3 separate regions of the Homo sapiens genome follow, and regions 1 and 3 are each linked to region 2. A link is a loop called in an ENCODE intact Hi-C map of the cell type or tissue named here. Cell type or tissue: CD4-positive, alpha-beta T cell. All regions are shown on one strand. Links, peaks and the distances in the headings refer to the core of each region. The heading gives the core; the rest is flanking DNA.

Region 1 (6,337 bases), core at 2,407-4,906, 140 kb before region 2:
ATCGGTGCTCGTTTCACTTTTATAAACTCTATTTAGTTCTGTTCTTTGTGTAGTTTTGACTTCATGATTACTAACTGAACCTCAGCCTTGCATAGTCATATAGTGATTTTTAGTTTGTTTAAAGCTGACTTAAGTTGAGACCTTGTGTAAAGTGAGCAGCCAAAATAGTTTGACTATTAATCTTCCAAAATAATTTCAATTAACAACTTTAGTATTATCTTCAGAGTTTACTTCTTCAGAAACTGAATTTTGCAAATCATGTAGGTAACTGATTACTTATTGCTGTAGTTACCAATAAATTTAGTTTCCGATACTGTATGTAGTGATTAAAAAAAAAAATCCAGTTGATTAATTTCATGATTCAACAAGAGATATCCGTTAAAGCCGTAGCGATGTTTTTTTAAATCTTACCGTTGGGTATTTAAATTGTTGTCACCTCTTTATTTGTGTATATGTCAGTAAAGATTATTCTAGTTAGTTCTGAGTCACAAAACTGCTGTTAAGATTTTAATTGTTCTGTTATCTGCAATTATTAAGAGTTCTTAGTATTTGAATTTTATAAATTTTAAATAAGAATACTGTTGGTCTTTACTTACAAATACACATTGAAGTTCACGTCTTTGAAACATTAAATAAGAAAAAAGTATTATTTAAGTTTTCTGTTAAATACTGGTTTTATTTTTTCTATCAAAAAGTCATAAAAATTTAAATTAATGTATATTATTTAAAGTTATTTACTAAGTGAATCTAAACTTAATCATTTTCTATAGGTAAATAGTGAACTTATTTTTGATTCAAATGTGCTTATACTAATTATAGTAATTGAAATTATAATGGGAAAGGGAAAACTTTATATAATTTGTGACATGAGTATGTCTAGGACCATTCTAAAAATAACAGCAGAGTTGGTTGCTTCCATGTATGATGCATATAACCTAGAGTAGGGTAACCTCCTGCCCGTCAGTGGTGTGCCAGAGCACAGGCTTGGGGTGCACAGTCCATCAGTGAGCGAAACTTGTAAGTGTGTTGTCCAGGCAGTGTGCCAAGCAGCATATTCCAACAAATTGAAGAGAAAGAAAATGTAAGTCTAATTATGGAGACAGAGGCAGAAGCACAGCTCTTCTCAAGTCTATGTTTGTTGAATTTTATTTTAAGATCTCTGCCTTTTGGAATGTATCTTGCAGATGTTTTCACTGAATTTTACAAGAGACATTGCACAATTAGGTTATCTCTTGCATCCTGTAACTTAAATCATTCAAAGCTCAGGTCCAGCGTAGAATTTCTAGAGAATAAGAAAAATGCTACAAGAATGGAGATAAGGAGAAATTGTAATTTTTGTTTGATTTTCAAAAAATGGAAAACTGCAGACAGACCTCAAAGTTTAATGTAGCTCTCTGAGAAAATGGACCATTAAAATGTTTTCAGGTCCTTATAAAATAAGTTGTATGTTACATGTATATGTGAATTTATACATATATTCCTTATACATGCATTTATATACACACATTACTAGGTACCCATGTTTAGTAACGTAGTCAGCATTTATTGCATATATACCATGTGCAAGGCAGAGGGCTTTGCATAAATCACCTGATTTAATCTATATAACAGCACCTCAAGGAGTAAGCAGTATTTTTATTCTCATTTTATAGATGAAGCCACTGAGCACAAAGAAGTTAAGTGACTTGCTCAAGTTCATGTAGCTAGGAAATGGTGAGGTAGGGGTTCCGAGTTCAAATCCAGGCAGCCCTTAATTTTAGGCATTGTGCTGTGTTGCTAGACAATAAACAGCCTCCATTAGAAATCCACGAAGAGCCGGGCGCGGTGGCTCACTCCTGTAATCCCGGCATTTTGGGAGGCTGAGGCGGGCGGATCACCTGAGGTCGGGAGTTCAAGACCAGCCTGACCAAAATGGAGAAACCCCATCTCTACTAAAAATATAAAATTAACCGGGCACGGTGGTGCATTCCTGTCATCCCAGCTACTCGGAAGGTTGAGGCAGGAGAATCGCTTGAACCCAGGAGGCAGAGGTTGCCGTGAGCCGAGATTACGCCATTGCACTCCAGCCTGGGCAACAAGAGCGAAACTCTGTCTCAAAAAAAAAAAAAAAAAAAAAAAAATCCACAAAGAAAAAGGCAGATGTGCTGGTAGAATAGACACAAGTTCATGAAATTCACAAAATAACTAATATGGCCAATAAATATAAGAATAGGATAAAATTCATCAATTCTCAAAGAATGTAATTTAAAATACCATTAGGGTATCATTTTATTAAAACCCTCTGGATTGACAGATACTGTAAAGCTTGATAATACCTGCTTTTTGGCAAAGGTACAGAGAAAAAAACTATTCCGTCATCTTTCTAGGAGTGTAAATTGGCCCATCTATACACATACGTGTGTGTGCGTGTGTGTGTATGCACACATTTATATGTATAGAATTTACTTAGAAATTTTGTGTCTAAGAATTTGTCTTAAGGAAAGTTTTACAGAAGTAAGTAAAGAATTATGTACAGTGATGTTTATTGAAACATTTTTTAATATATGTAGAATCTGAAAAACTAAATGCCCATCAGTAGTGAATTGGTTAGATAATTTGTTATATATCTAAACAAATATTATACTTTCTTTATAATGGATGAGATGGATAGATGGATAAGTAAATGCATACCTATATGTGGGGGACTGTACATATATTGGTAGAAAATGTTGATTAAGGAGACATGCATTCATTCTTTCCTCATTTTTATTGAAAAAGACAATGTATCTATTTCATATGTACAATTTGACATGTATACACATATCTTGAAAGGGGATAAGAAGGAGCATGCTAGAAAACTTTAATTTTCTACTTTAAAATTTTGTTTTTAAAAATATTGGGGCAGAATAGATGTATTTTTATTTTAAAAAAAGAAATTTCTATATTTTAAAGAAATGAAAAACTTCATGGAGACAGCATACCCACAAAGAACAGGCACATGCAGTACTAACTTGTTTTCTTCTTGGACACACACTTGATTTGATAGAGAAATGGCATACATGGTGAATTTAGGTTTCTGCAAGTCATTTGACAGTTTTTCCTGATATTTTCAGGAGTCCTAGTTGCTGACTTATTGCCATCATGTCTTCATGTCAGTCTAGAGGAAAGCCTCTAGTCATTGCAAGAACACTCATTGAACAATGTTCAACATTTTATTAGACATTTGAAAATGGAATAAATTCCACTTTGGGTAAATTTGTGAAGAAAAACCTAGTAAAGTTAGCTTAGTAGTAGCACTATCTTACACTTAGAAAGTTTTTACAATGCCTTTATGTAAGCCTGTGATGGAACTATCCTAAAATTAATGATAAAATGTAGCATGCTTTCTTAATTAGAACTACCACAGAATAAAAAGTGCAAGCTTCAGAGGAATTTTGGTTTCAGTAATAGAGGAAGAACTTATCAGACTAACCGTTCCACAGTTAAAAATTGAACTCTGCACAGAATATAGAAACCCAGCTGTGAGAAGCACTGGAGAGCCGTCAAAAGCCGACAGACTGGAGGGGGCGCTTGAACCCTTGCAGGAGGGGAGCTTGCACCAGCCAGATCTGAGGGCCATCCACGACTGCAGCAGGTGCCCAGCACTCCTGCAGAAGGCACAGAGGGATGCAGCCAAAGAAACACTCGATGGAAACTTGAATCTAAAGGAAGGAATAAAAAGAATCAGAAATGGTTGATATGTGGGAAAATAGAAAAGACAAACTTTTTGGGTTTTGACTTTTGATTTTTTAAAAGATGATTAAATATAGAAAAATTTCTATATTTATTAAGTTGAATTCACAATCAAAGACCTTTCTTTGTGGAAAATTCCAAGTCCAAATGGTTTTACTGATAAGTTCTATGTAACATTTAAGGAATAAATAATACCAATTTTATACAAACTTTATCAGAAAATATAATAGGAAGCATATTCAATCTTATTTTATGAAACCTGCATAACCCCAAATCAAAAATGTGACAAGAACATTACAAGGAGAGAAAATTACAGACTAGCGTCCCTCATGAACGTTGGAACAAAAAATTGTAACAATTATTTTTAGCAGATCAAAGCACTATTGTCCATGCAGTGGAACACTAATTCATTATGACTAAGTAGGGCTTCTTTTTTTTAATGTTTGAAATTTTTGTTTTATTTATTTTTATTTTATTTCATTTTCCTTTAAGTTCTGGGACACATGTGCAGAGCGTGCAGGTTTCTTACATAGATACAGATGTGCCGTGGTGTTTGGTAGTCATGGGACGACCAGAGGCAGGAGCCATGCTGACCTCTTCACAAGATGACACCTCTACGTAATTACAGTCATTGCCGAGTCTGGTGGTTCTTCCCCATACGTAAATGTCCTAATGAATGACCGAATAAGGATTATAAGACATTTTTCTTTCCACTCAGCATATATTGCTCTTACTTTTCTATCAATAAAAAAATAAATCCATAAGCAGAGCTACCCCCTCTGTTTAACATAATCAAACTTCAAGTTCTCCTCCCTTTGCGGCTTTTTCAGTTTTGGTGGAAGCATCTAGATATATTGTAATGTCTTAGTTCAGCTCTGCACCCCACCCACACCTTCATACTACCCCAAACATCACCTTCAAATAATAACATTGTATTCACGTTATCAATTCAGCGGAAAATAGAGGTAGTTTTCCATTCCCCATTGTACATTTTTAAGAGGAATTTAGAAAGCTGCATTTTAATCATATGAGTTAGTGATATCACCAATAAGGTCATTTGAGGCCAGGGCTTCAGGGTTATAGTGAGCTATGATTGCACCACTGCACTCCAGCCTGGGCAACAGGGAGAGACCCTGTCTCAAAAAACAAACAATTTTTTTAAAAGAACTGATTATACTTTGGCACCTGCCAAAATAAACCATACATTCATTGCCCTGTTTAAACTTAGTCTAACTTGAATTCATAGATATGAAAATATACATGTTTGAAACAGCAAGAGTAGAATAAAGTGAAATTAATCTCTTAATCTGTATACTCAATGTCTACAAAATACTTCATGTACAGATAGAAAGTACATTTTTCATTCATAAAGTCAACAAATATTACCAAGTCTATACTATACAAAGCACTGTCCAAGTTTTCCAAGTTGTTCAAATAGCAGTTTCTGATTTCCAGGTTTAAAGCATAAATAGAGAAGCCGACAGTTCTGTGCGTAGGAGGTGGACGCACTGCGTTCTCACTTAACCAAGGTGGTAAGCACGAGTGTGCTCCCTCAGCATCTGGGGAGCCAGGGTACTGATCTCAAGAGTGTGCCCTGAATGTTCTCCATTTGAAGGACACCAAACTGGTAGCACTTGGACACACCCCCTTGGCCAGCAGAGGCTCTAAATGTCCCTTTCTGCATAGCGCCATCCCATCTCTGGTTTCTTTATCTTACCTATCAGATTTAGATTTTCAGATGTTACCTGTCAGAACAGATTTTTTTTTCCCTATCTGATCTCTTCCTCTCCAGTCTCACTCCCTCAAATCCTGCTGAAATATTCTTTCGAAGTTCATTTTTGTTCAGGTTTCTTCTTTCCTCACAGCCATTTCATGGCGCCTGGCCTTTGGAGGAAAACAGCTTTAGTACTGGTCATGTGCTGACCTGCTTAGCTCTGAAGCCTCATCTCTTCATACCAGCCGTTCCTGGTCATCTGTACTCAGTCTACACTGGGCCATTGCTAGTCCTCAAAGACCCAGCATTCCCTTTCCCAGATGCCCTCAAGCACACTGCTGCCTTCACTTGACCTTCCTTTCATCCCCTCAGACCTGGCTGAGGCCTGGAGACACCTTGCTGCACCATCATTTCACCTGAGCCCAGCCCAGCTCAATGCTCCCCCACACGCTGTCCTGCAGTCCGCATGGACCTGCCTGAGACCTGGAGACACCTTGCTGCACCATCATTTCACCTGAGCCCAGCCCAGTTCAATGCTTCCCACACACTGTCATGTCGTCCACGTGGGCCTGGCTGAGGCCTGGAGACACTTTGCTGTCCCCATCAGTTCACTTGAGCCCAGCCCAGTTCAGCGCTCCCCACACGCTGTCCTGCAGTCCGCATGGACCTGCCTGAGACCTAGAGACACCTTGCTGTCCCCATCATTTCACCTGAGCCCAGCCCAGCTCACAGTGCTCCCCACACGCTGTCCTGCAGTCCGCATGGGCCTGGCTGAGGCCTGGAGACACCTTGCTGTACCATCATTTCACCTGTGCCCAGCCCAGCTCAATGCTCCCCCACACGCTGTCCTGCAGTCCGCGTGGACCTGCCTGAGGCCTGGAGACACCTTGCTGTACCATCATTTCACCTAAG
Region 2 (6,337 bases), core at 1,354-3,853:
AGGGCAGGCGGGGAGGCTCGGGCAGAGCCAAGGAGGCGGGCCTTGGAGCCCAAACCAGCGCCTCCGGCTCAGCGCAGATGGGGTGGGAGTCGGAGCTCCAGGACGGGGCGCGCTCCCTTCCCGCTCCGAAGCCGGGGTACCCTGCGCTGCCCTGGAGGTCGAACCTCTGGTTCGCGCTCCGGGTCCTCTCTGGTATCAGCCTCACACCCCTCCTCCTGCCCGACTCCAGCCCTTACCTCGCCCTGGACTCGGAGCTGAGGGCAGCGGTGGGTCCCAAGATCGAGCGGTGAAACTGAGAGTGCGAGGTGGGAAAGAGGAACTTTATAGAACTCTCTGGGGCGGGGCCTGGGGCGGGGCGGGGCGCCGAGGCCTGTGGGGGCCGGGGGTTGGACTGGGGAGAGGGACTTTGCAAGCCGAGAGCCGGGGCCGGCCGGGCGGGCGAGCCTCAGGGCCGGCGTGAAGGCTGGGGGCTGCCGCGGCCGGGGTGGGGTTCCCGCGCCCTTGGCGACCCTCCGCGCGCCGCGCCCGGAGAGCGCACCTCCAGCCGGGCGCGCGCCGCTTCGGGGACTGTCACTGGGGCCGTTTCCCGCGAAGGGCGAGGTGCGAAATGCGAATCTCGCCTTTGCGCCAGGACCTCAGGAGGCCAGTCAATCACTAAACTGCAGCGATGTGGCCAGGGCGGGAAATGGGGGGCGTGTAGTAGCGGGAATCTGGTGCGAAGGGGACTTCGCTTTGCAGAGCGTGTAACGGAAGACGGAGGAATGGTCCAAAGAGAACTGGAGGTGGAGGTTGCGGGAGCACCCTCGGCAAGGCCATCACCGGGAACCCTGCCTCTCCGCGGTGTTTAGAGAACATCGCACTCACTAAAAAGAAAATAGGAAATGGCCCAGCTCCCTTGAGCTATTAAGCTTGATTCAAATACTGTCTCTGCGTGTCTGACATGCTTACATCCTTTTGCATCTATTAGGCTGGTGAATTGAAGTGACTCAGACAATGCCCCGGCCCCGAAGTTTTAATTATCTTAGCATGAAAGAGATGGGGGCGGGGAGAGGCTCCCTAAGGATCCAAGTGCTTAATCACTTCCAGACTTCAGTTCACCTTAAAATGATGTCGTTTTAACCTCAACCTGGAGGAAAGCAGTTTACCAGTGGGGTATAAAAGCCCAAAATAGGCCAGGCGCTGTGGCTCAAGCCTGTAATCCCAGCACTTTGGGAGGCCGAGGCGGTGGATCGCCTGAGGTCAGGAGTTCGAGACCAGCCTGGCCAACACGGTGAAACCCCATCTCTACTAAAAATACAAAAATTAGCCGGGCGTGGCCCCAGCTACTTGAGAGGACGAGCCACGAGAATCGCTTGAACCCGGGAGGCTGAAGTTGCAGTGAGCCGAGGTGGGCGACAGAGCAAGACTCCATCTCAAAATAAATAAATAAAAGCCCAAAATAGGAATAATACTTAAGTGGACCAGGGATTTTACATACTTTTCCAAGATGTCCTTAATCGCAAAATTAACCCCCTGAGCTTTCACCCGTTGAGCTTTCGATCGTCTGAGATGCTGAGTATGTGCATTTACTTCGCATTTTCAGGTAAACCATCAGATCTCTGGTTTCTATATGATTTTAGACCACCACCACCGTAGGTCAACCTGCAACTTTTGAAAAGCTTTTGATTTCACTTATTTCTCAGTTTTTGTTTTAATCTTATATATTGGGTCAATGTCTCCTAACCAAAGAAGAATCTATGTTTAGGCTAGAGCAAAACAGGTAGTGAGGTATGGATAGGTATGCTTTTCCTAAAACCAACAGACGTTCTCAGAAATTAACAGGATGCCATTTTTTATTTCACCCAAGTAAGTTTTCCATTACCAAAGTCTATGTAATAAACAACAGGGTTTTGTTCACAAAAAGTTCTGGTCACAACCTGTTTTTCTTCCTTTCCTTTCACAGATTTATTCACTTGACAAATGTATTTTGAGCACCTGCTACTTGTCAGGAACCGTCCTAGGCACTTGGAACACATCAGTGAACAAAGCAAAGATCGTTGCCTTCTTGTTGCATTATATTTTAATCAGTGTTACCTTTCCCTCAAACGTTCACAAACATACCAGAGAGGAGTTTGCTGAGGACAAAAAATGGCAAATGAGAGCTTTTTGCACTTTCGTATACGTGTCCTCTGCACCGGGTTTAGTCATTTTCAACATACCCTCCCCTCACTCATCCACATCCTCTGCTTTTAGTTCAGAACAACAGTCGTTGTGTGAAACTCTGAGCCTTCACACCACTACCTTGTTTTTAAATGTAATTGCTAATCTTCAACGCCATCTTCTGGTTTACTCATTTGCCATATTGATCCACTAGAAGTTATTTTTCTTAATGATGATGTGAATACAAGTAATAAAACATTTTAATCACTAAAACTCCGGATGGCCTCATTACCCGTCAGGGAGGCAGTGAACAGGTAGCAGCTGGCAGTGGTGACCAAGGACTTTTATATCTTAGTCACGATTGAAACAAAAAACGGCAAAGGTTCTCAAATTGAAAAGCTTCCCCACCAAACTCCCACCCCCTCCACACACTGAGACTTGAGAAAATCGGTATTCCTTAGTAAAAGGCTGGATATTTATCAGTAAATGACACAACTTGTTGACAAGCAGAAACTAATAGGAAACCAGTTCATTGAATGTGTACCCAAAACAAAGGCTGACCGTGATATTCCACGAGGAAGTTACTTATTTAGTGAATTATCCGTATGTTGAGGTTGTAGTCGGCACACCATCTGAATGGAGCATTTCCATTTTCAATTTCACATTTATCGTAAAGAGTCTGCAAGAAAAGCTGAATTTACCTCAATTCAGTATTTTAAAAGCCAATCTTTAAAATTATACATTCACATGCAAGTAAAATATTTCAGAAAAACCCATCCTACACACACAAACACACACACTAGATTCTTAAAATCTTGGATAACACTATTTTCCCACTAATTCACTCTTTAAAGGGGGGGGCTACAATTGGCTAAAAACAATGCAACTGTATCCATAAAGAAATATAAAGGGCAATCATTTTTAATTACCAGAAAAAATCAGGAAAATACTGAAAGTGCTATTTTCATGTAATTTATATAGAATATATGTCTCTTCTAATCCTCTTTGGTTATATGTGTTTGCAAATCTAATTACTGGCCATGACACATTGCATGGCCAAAAGGTAGTATCATTGGGGATTAAATAAGTGCTTGAGTTTTTAAGGCTGTGAGGCCTTGGGAGAGCCATTTAACCAAAGTCCTACTTCTGGGTGTACAAGGAGGGTGGGGGTGTCCCTGCCTCCCAGCAGTGTTTGTTGTGATGATGAAATGATGCTTTGCGCAATGCCTGGCACATCATCATGTTCAACAAATCAGGGCTATTATCATTTACTACGCACTTCAATACTTAGGGGTATCTCACGGACTTTCACTCATTTGGCCCCCAAACCAAACCTGGCAGGCAAGGAAGGCGGGATTCAGCCCAAGTGTAGGGAGAACGAAAGAGATTGTGAGAGGTCCAGATGGCTGGCCCAAGGACACAGCTCTGAGGAACTATTTTTTCTCCTTGTACACAGGGATTGGCTGCATTTGGCATGACTATTTCAGAATCAGCCTCTGAGTGCAGGCTGTCATAGGAGGGGGAGTTTCATCTCTGGTCAGGTCAGTGTGGGTAAGAAAGTCTTCCCTGGCCTCATCCTCCGCCCCTGTGAAGTGGAGGCCGGCGGCAAGTGACCACTGAATCCTCGTTTAACCCTAAGTAGGTGTTTTTTTCTTTCTGTTGCAACTTAGGATCATTAATGGCTGCCTCGTGGCCTTTTTGGTTATGGTAAATTCAGAGTAAGGAAAGCTGCATTTTATTTTTAAGCCATGGATCTAACCATTGACCTTCACTTTATTCTTCTTCACAAGGCTAAATTCTCTTTGAGGAAATGAGAGAAACCTGGTGCTGCCTCTTAGCCACTCTTCTCGAATGTTTAATCCTCTGGAAAAAAAAAATCTAACCTTCTAAGCTACTTATACCAGAGAGGAGTTGGGATGGAACACTCTGGAAATGAGATTATATTATAAATGCTCTCACTGCACACTCAGTTTAAAATAATTGAATGTTATTTGAAAAGTGATAAATTCTTTGGTAATAGAATACAGAGCATAAACCTGGATTTTTTCAAGTAGAGCTGTACACATTTTCCTAATTTAATTAGCAGAATGCCCTGAGTGCCTTCAATGAGAAAATTTGCAGAGCTTCGACAGTAAGCATTCCCAGGGCACAGGGCGTTCAGGACCAGCTTGTGATCTCTTTGAGGGCAGAGTTAGTAAGCGGGGCTTTTTCCTACATGCAGAGAAGAACCCGCTTTCAGGCTTGTAGGAAATGAGACTTGTGATTGTAATCGATGACGTAATGAGAAGCCAAGGATACGAGGTGATGTCTCCTTTCCCTGTTTATAAACAGCTCTTCCCTTTTCGCCTGCTCTTCTTGCCAGCATTCTAAGAAGAGTCCTGGCAACACTTCCCACCTCTCTGACGTGTCATGCTCTCTACAGAAACAGTGACGTGGCTTTACACAGGGCCAGTTGACACTGCCAACTCCTTAACCAAGCCAATGAAAACGCAAATGGTTTGCAATACCTTTGGGCAATTTTCTGAAAACTGAAGCAAGAGGTGAAAGGCAAACGGCTTTGTCTAATTCCACCCATTTGTAACAGCGCCTAATGTTGGGTTATTCTAAAGTTCATCAACGGCTCTTTCAGCGAAATTTTGTGAAACAGCATACCGTCACTTGTCACACATAAGACTCTAGGCATGCTGGATAGAGGAGTGTATCTTTCTAGAAAGGTTAGGTTATGCTGTGGTAACGAGACCCCCTGAGATTCTGGGGGGGGGGTTACTTCTTGTTCAAATGAGATATCCATGGCAAAGCCACGGGGATCCGGAACATTCCTGGCCACCTGATGGAGAGAAGGGTACGGGAGAAGCATGTGCTGGCTCTGTTAGTTCCTGCCCGGCAGCGAGTTACATGGCTTTGGCTCATATTCCCCCGTAATAAGGTAAGAACTACAGTAAAGGAGGAATTATCTGGCCATAGTGTGGGTACCGCCCGAGAGAGAACAATGGCCAGGAGGCCGGGGAGGCCTCGGGGTGAGGTAGAGAGCTCTCAGACGGGCAGGTGCATGGGTGGCAGAGGAGGGAAGGACAAGCAGTTATGGGGCTGAGTAGACGTGCTCGGCAGGGGGTGGGGCGGTCGGGGAGTCAGGGGTTGCTGGAGGGTTTCCAGGATGGGGAATGACACAGGAGTCCCCTGTATCCACCGTTTCCCTTTCCACAGTTTCAGTTACCTGAGGGCAACCTCAGTCTGAAAATAAGAAATGGAAAATTCCAGAAATCAACACTTTGTGTTTGAAGTTGCATGCCATTCTTTGCAGGGTGGTGACATCGCGCAGGGTCCCGCTTCATCCCTTCTGGGATGTGAACCACTGCTTTGTCCAGCAGACCCCACTGTATATGCTGCTGGCCCATCAGCCATGTGGCAGCCATCAGGCCATTAGAGGGCAAGTGCCATGCAGTGAGATGTTGGAGAGAGCAACAACATCCACAGCTTTCATTACAGCGTATGGTCATCATTGCTTGGTGTTATTATTAGTGTTGTTAATCTCTCACTGTGCCTAATTTATAAGTTACACTTTATCCTAGCTATGTACGTACAGAAAAAAACATAGTCTATAAGGGGCTCAGTACTGTCTTCTATTTCAGGCATCTGCTAGGGGTTTTGGAACATATCTATCCCCTGAGAATAAGGGGGGACTACTATTACCAAGAACCCTGATAAAGAAGTGAGGAGGAGGAACACGATTACCGGGGAGACAGGCGAAGTTAGAGATGCTGTCTCACCATCCATGCTGAGTTATTTATCCAGCAGGCATTGGGAAACACAGAGTTTCTTTCAATCACCTTTGAACCGTGACATCTAGAAGTAGTGAGTGGCTCATAGTAATATGCTATAAACATGACTGTGTCTTGCCTCTTGGGTCATGCTTTTGTTGACAGTGATCCTAGTCCTCCTTCAGCCTTTAACAGGGACGGTGGCAGACTCTGAGATGGAGGTCAGCATGTATGATTAGGGAGCATGCTTGGTTGGAGTCAAGGGGAAGGGAGCAGAACTGGGCCGAGAGGTGCCCGTGATGCAACGCCAAGCCAAATGGACTCCAGTCAATGCTGCAGAAAGCTCTGGAGCTAGGACGAGCCTGTTCCAGCGTGGAGTGAAGGGATAGGGCCCCCGCAGCCCTGACTGAGCTAGCATTGGGTGCCAGCTGCCTCTAGAG
Region 3 (6,337 bases), core at 2,407-4,906, 200 kb before region 2:
TAAAGCATATAAATTTTAAGTTTTTTATATCTGTGATTAAAAATATTAACTTCATTTTCTGCTAGGATTTTTTGAGTATGGCCTTTGTTCTCAGAATAAATTATTTTCCAAATTTAATGGTTTTTCCACTTGAATTAGTGAAGTTTATTGACTATTCAGTGGTTGTAAAATGACAGACTATGTATTTATGAATTTAGCTGTGGTCCCCATGTGACCTTTGAAAATAATGTCTCAGGAACAGACACAGTGGCCCAGACCTGTGATCCCAGCACTTTGGGAGGCCAAGGCAGAAGGATTGTTTGAGTCTAAGAGTTCAAGACTAGCCTGGGCAATATAGCAAAACCTGGTCTCTGCAAAAAATCAAAAATTAGCCAGATGCGGGGATGCATGCCTGTAGACCCAGCCACTCAGGAGCCTGAGGCAGTAGGATCTCTTGAGCCCAGGAGTTCGAGACTGCACTGAGATGTGATCGTACCACTGCACTCGAGCCTGGGTGACAGCAAGATCCTGTCTCTGAAAAGAAAAGACTGTCTTGAAAAGAGCGTCTGGCCTGAAAGCTGCTGTGTGTGCAAGTGTGAACGGGGGAAAAGATCCGCACCTGGACCTGTGTCCTAGTGATGAGGCGTACGGCGGGAGTATGAGCCGTCGTCATTGGCAGCACACTAGTATTGCCCAGGAGGAAGCAAGCAGAGGCAGTGGCGGTGGGATGAAGAGAGGGTGCTGTGTTTGCATGCTGCCACCCCTGCACGTGTGCAGCATGCTCAGGCGCTGTGCGGGATGTGTTCTACATGTCCTCTCTAATCCTGATCACCACCATGAAAGGACGCTTGTGCGGTGCCCATTGTACAGGTGAAAACACGGAAGCTTGCCCAGCACACACAGTGACCCGGGGGACGGGACGCCTGTTTGGCTTCAGAGCCCACTCTTGTTTCTCTCTAAGCTGCCTCCATAAGAAAGAATGTATATAGGGGATTTTCCTGGTTTGTAGAATCCTAGAAATGTAAAGCTGGAAATAAACCACACATTTGTCATCCAACTGCTTTATTTTCTACCTAGAAAGCGACAGAGTTGCAGGGAGGTTGAGCGTAGTGTCCAGGACACGCAGCTGGGTAGCCTCAGACGTCCTGAGGCTGCTGTTTCCTGCCCTGCTCCTTCACTGCGTGTGCTTTGTATATTTCTGGCCTGTTTACACTTGTTATGTTAAACTTGCCTATAGTAGTGTGTTAAATCTTGTTGAGTGTACAAATTCTTTATGTTGTGGGTTACCATCTATATGGATAACTCATGTGCAGTTTTTATGAGTATATAACTTACTGGATATCGTTTAAAAGGTGGTAGTGCCAAAAAAGATTCTTTTAAGGAGCCTTTTAACTACGATTTTTCCTGTCATCTTAAAGGCAAAAGAGCAAAAATATAAACAAGTCAACAATAGTTTATGTATTTGTTAATGATTATTTTATTTACGATGCTTTGAGAAAATACTGAGCAATTGTTACCTTTTTAAATGAAATTTTTAGTCGCTAAGAAATAGAAAAATAAGATCAGAACCAGGTCAAATACCTGTTGGACTTTGAAATTTATGAGCATCAAGTAGGAATAGAGATAGCTTTATCATGAACAAAAATGTATTAGTTTTCTTACATAATCCAGATTATGCATAGTAGAGGGGAAAATCAGATTACCACTATATTGTCTTACTGTTCACAATTTTTTCTAATATCATTCACTATTTTATCTAATTTAAACCTTCCCTATTCTTCTCCCTCTCCTTATTTCTATCTTGATGTTGGCAGGAAGCAAAGCTCTGCATATTCCTTTCCACAGCAGTGTGATCTTATCCCTGGTAGCTGTGAGAAGATCATGTCAGAATATGACTAAAAACTTCCTTTATTCTTAAATTTTAAAATACTGAGCCTGTGTTAATCATAATTAACATTCTTTACATTGCTTTTGAATCTAAAAAGCCTTTTTAAAGTGTTCTTAATATGCAGTTTTAAAAGAAATGGCGATAACATGTATCATTCTAAACAGAGTTTTGAAATGTAACTACTTATTTTTAGCTGCATACTGAAAGGAAACAAGAAACTTATTTGAAGAGCCCAGCACAAGTTGTCATGCTTTTGAACTGAGTCTAGAATTTCTAAAAGAACAACTTTATCTTGCTTTGTAAAACTTTTATAAACTCCTTTACTTTAATACCCGTTAATAAGATGATAGAAAAAGTCTTTTGTTATTAGGTTTTGCAAGGACACAGTCAACATTTTAAAGAGACGTATAATGTAAAAAGCCACTAAGCAAAGCTTATTGATTCCTCTTGCTGTACTCCTGGAGAAAGAACCCTTGTACGGAACTGTCTACACTCCTATTCAGTAATTTAAACATTAAAAGGAACACCGTCCCTAAAAGAGTATCTCTTTATTTTACTACTAACACCAAATCTGAGGGCTACGTGAGTGAAAGTGTTAGGAGAAAGCGTTGCAGAGGTGTTGGGAGGCAAAACAAGCCTATTTAGGGAGAACGCTGAAATGCATCATCCCCAGCAAGAAAGCATAGAATCACGTTCTTTGGGAAGAAAGACACAGTGTACTATTTGTTATATTTATCGTTCAGGTAATAAAAGAAGAAAGCCTTGTGTGAGAGAAAGAATCAGACTGCATTTTGGAATCTGAAATGAATCCCCTGTGCCAAGCTAAATGTAACTTGTTAGATTGTAGTTTTCTTCTCAGGATACTATTCTCATTTATGAGGAGGAGTGCTGGTGACTTCTTAATCTGAGTAAAGCTCTTCCTTCTAATTGACCTGCCACTTTCTCAGCACAGAGACACATCCTGTTTGCAACCTGTAGGTGGTCACAAGGGGGAGGAGATGGCAGCTCTCAGCCACCTCTGGGCAGCCTGAGTGTGGCCCGTCTGCAGATGCCTGGATATCCGGCTCCCCACAGCACCCAGTCCCTCCCCATCAGCTGGGAATGTCAGTGTTCTCAGCATTTTATTTGTTGCTAACATATTACAAAGTGGATTTGTTTCTCCTCTGATTGGCTGCTGATTGAGATACCTGAGTAACACACACTCACTACTGGAAGAATGGGCTGGAAGCATGGGTGCACCCCTGAGGGATTGAGGTCTGGCCCAAGGTCAGCCTGGAGCCATTGATGATGATTTACCACTGAACAAAAACCTCTAACCCAGAGACAAAGAATGGCATATGGCTTAACAACAGTTTTAAGACAATAAATTCATTTGGACATGCTTTTGGAGTTGATTTAATTGGATTTAGCTTGCTATATTTATATATTTTGTGAGGGCTGAGGGCCAAATCTTAAATAATATTTGACAGAAATTTTTCTATGGAAGTAAATGGTCTCTATGGATTTGGGTGTTTTATAGACAAAGACTTGATATATTTTAAGAATATTTAGAAACTAAGAAAAACACCGAACTATACTATATTTCCTAGAGAAATATTTTCTCAGTCGTGAGTGTGGACTTTAGAGGTGAGTGTTGTCACCAAATCTCTTCACAGTTCGGTTAGCCCTCATTTAGCTAGTTTTAGAAAGCGGTGCCATACTGCCATCTCGTGGCCATATTTCATATCAGAAAGGAATTAAAAAACATCTGAAATTTTAAAAGTATTTGCCCAGTATCTGCTGGCTCCCACCTGTGTCTAATATAATGACTCTGAACTAAGTAGAAAAACTCCTGTGAACTAAATATAAATATAAAGAAAAATGCTCATCAGGTAGATAGGATCACTGCAAATTGTCCTTATCTTTTTACAAAGAGCTGTTTTTAATAGTTTTATCATTTATATGAAAAAATTTTAAAGCTCTGCTGTTTATTTTTTTATTTTTTGTTTGCTTGTTTGTTTGTTTGGAGATGGCGTCTCACTCTGTCGCCCAGGCTGCAGTACAGTGGTGAGATCTCAGCTCATTGCAACCTCTGCCTCTCGGGTTCAAGCGATTCTCCTGCCTCAGCCGCCCGAGTAGCTGAGATTACAGGCTTGCACCAACACACTTGGCTAATTTTTGTATTTTTTTTTAGTAGCGACGGGGTTTCAGCACGTTGGCCAGGCTGGTCTTGAACTGCTGACCTCAGGTGATCCATCCACCTCAGCCTCCCAAAGTGCTGGGATTACAGGCAGGAGCCATCTCACCTAGCCAAGAAATTTGAATATATTTCATTGAGAATTAAATATTAAAGACTAATATTTGACAGGGCACAAGACTAATTGATAAAATTTTAGCCTTTAAAAAGTAATGATTTTAAAATATGCCAGCATTTCCCTTTGGCCTCAACCTTGGACTTGCTTTTTCAGGTACCTGTCTGACCTTCATGCGTCTGGTGACCCTGCTTGGCAATGCATTGGAGCCCAACACAAGTGGATCCTTCAGCTCATGCACAGTTGCAAAGAGGGCTACGTGAAAGATCTGAAAGGCAAGGATTTCTCTTCCAATGTGTTGTGTGATTCCTTCATGTCATTTTGATGCATTCTGGGAATGTTTAATGATGAAGGCACTGACTACCTAATTTACTTGGTATCTCTTATTATTGTCTTTTGCTTGTTTTGTGGTTTTTTTGGCCACTGGTTAGCATTGTACTAATGAAAAGGGACAACTCTTTTATCATGTCTGTTTTTGCGATTGGTGGACAGCGTTGACGTTTCGGGGCAGGCAGCGTGATGCCGAGGAGGTGACATTGGTCTTTGGTAACTATCAGTCTGCACATCGTCTCGTCAGGTGTATGTTGAGTCCTGCTCTGTGCCAGGCACTGCACCCATCGCTAGTAAGACATAGCTGCTGCCTCCCAGAGTTACCGCTAGAGGAAGGAAAAGCCACTAAACATGTAACTAACCAAATAAAATGCTGGGACATGTGATGAAAGAAAAAAAGAAAATCAAGATGTTCCAAAAGGGAGTAACTGAGGAGAATGCTTTAGATGGCTGGTGTGGGAATGTCTCAGAGAAGCCTCCGTATTAGAACTGGAAGGATAAAAGGTAGCTTACTAGCCATCTCAGCTTGAGAAAGGGACCACCTGTGTGGAGGCCCTGAGGGAAGCTGGGGGAGAGAAGTCAAAGGTCTATTTGTGTGCAGGTGTATTGGCTTTTGTTTGTATACTATCATTTGGAGAATATTGAGTATATTGAATGCCTGCTATGCTGCAGACACTGTTGGGTGCCAAAGTCACAGTAGTCAGGACAACAGACAAGGGCCTAGCTCATGCAAGCTCACAAAATAGTAGGGTAGACAGATAACCAGCCAGCTGTTAGAATATTGTGTGCTGTTTCATATGACTGGGGAAGTTCTGAGTGACATTGGAGTGCTTAGGAGTAGCCTCTGATCCAGGGTTTTGAGGTCAGGGGAGTGACATTCTGAGAGCTGAAGGGAGTGACATCTCTTTTGAGATCAGAAGGGTATCTGTACTTGACAGTTGAAATAGAGAAGGAAAGCATTTAAGACTTCCAGGAAGGGAGAATGTGCACAGGTTACAAGCACAAGAAGGCCTCTGAATCCTGTGTGGTTGGAGCTTAGATCGTGGAGGTGGAGTGAAGAGACGAACTTTCTTGGCTGCTGTGACAGGTTTGGACTTCACCCAGAGTGCGATGGGGAGTCGCTGACGGATTTTAAGCTGGGGTCAATGGATTGGGGGAAGACAAGCTCAGACTTACTTTTGAAAAGATGACGACTCTGGCCGCCCATAGTGGGTGGATGAGAGGGAGCAAGCCCAGAGCAGTGAAGCTGGTGAGGAGACAGGCACCCCACCTGATGTGGAGGTGGTGGGAATGTGAAGAAGAGCATGGACTCCAGGGCCGTTCAGGAATAGAACTGATAGGGCTGGATGATGGACAAATGAAGAGGAGGAAGGGATGAGCAGTGATTTCCAGATGGCTGACTGGCAGCTAGTTAGGGTGATGGTGCCACTGAGTTAGGGAACATAGGGGAGAAAAGTGATTCCGCCTCTTTGTTTGGACAGCTTGACTTGGGGTTGTCTGACATGTAAGTAGAGATGGAAGTAGTTGGATCTAGAGACTGAGAAATTTGAGCTTGGTGGGCATACAGGTGGTCCCTTGGAACTCGTGCATTTACCCAAGAAGACGAAAAAAGAAGCAAACTCAGGAAAGAGTCCTGACAAGTGATGTTTTAGGGGCTGGTAGAAGAAGAGAAGCCTTCAAAGGAAACGAAGAAGGGGTGGTCATGGCGGGAGGAAAACAGAAGGGAGTGGTCAGCAAAATCTCCAAGATGAAGCAGAAGATGAAAGAGAAATGTCCTTAGGATTGCTCTTACGCTGTTGGTGGTGACTCTGGCAAATGCAGGGCCTGAGACCTGAGCCCCTAACTGGAT

The links. Hi-C counts contacts between places; a loop is a spot of excess contacts. Peaks named below come from ENCODE experiments on the same cell type or tissue, not always from the same donor. Only the 100,000 strongest peaks of a DNase experiment are listed, where the experiment ranks them.
Region 1: it touches region 2 in a loop (4-fold over the local background); 8 of 110 quality-filtered maps call a loop at or near these places.
Region 3: it touches region 2 in a loop (2.4-fold over the local background); 5 of 110 quality-filtered maps call a loop at or near these places.

Annotation. Positions count from the first base shown.
Region 1 is chr6:522,216-528,552 of GRCh38, reverse strand. All of the region lies in intron 23 of EXOC2 (exocyst complex component 2), which reads left to right. Among named protein-coding and RNA genes, the nearest start is that of HUS1B, 130 kb to the left of the region's middle. In CD4-positive, alpha-beta T cell, for the core only: a CTCF peak has its summit at 3,553 (motif pointing right); a DNase peak (open chromatin) is centred at 3,562.
Region 2 is chr6:385,709-392,045 of GRCh38, reverse strand. IRF4 (interferon regulatory factor 4) reads right to left here and starts at 294. Exons shown (of 9, transcript NM_002460.4): 1 at 237-294. RefSeq lists a silencer at 218-607 and an enhancer at 2,275-2,324. In CD4-positive, alpha-beta T cell, for the core only: a CTCF peak has its summit at 2,349 (motif pointing left); DNase peaks (open chromatin) are centred at 2,255 and 3,335; H3K4me3 peaks cover 523 bases.
Region 3 is chr6:590,565-596,901 of GRCh38, reverse strand. It overlaps EXOC2 (exocyst complex component 2), which reads left to right. Exons shown (of 28, transcript NM_018303.6): 11 at 4,315-4,433. Among named protein-coding and RNA genes, the nearest start is that of HUS1B, 63 kb to the left of the region's middle. In CD4-positive, alpha-beta T cell, for the core only: CTCF peaks have their summits at 3,413 and 3,613 (motif pointing left); a DNase peak (open chromatin) is centred at 3,551.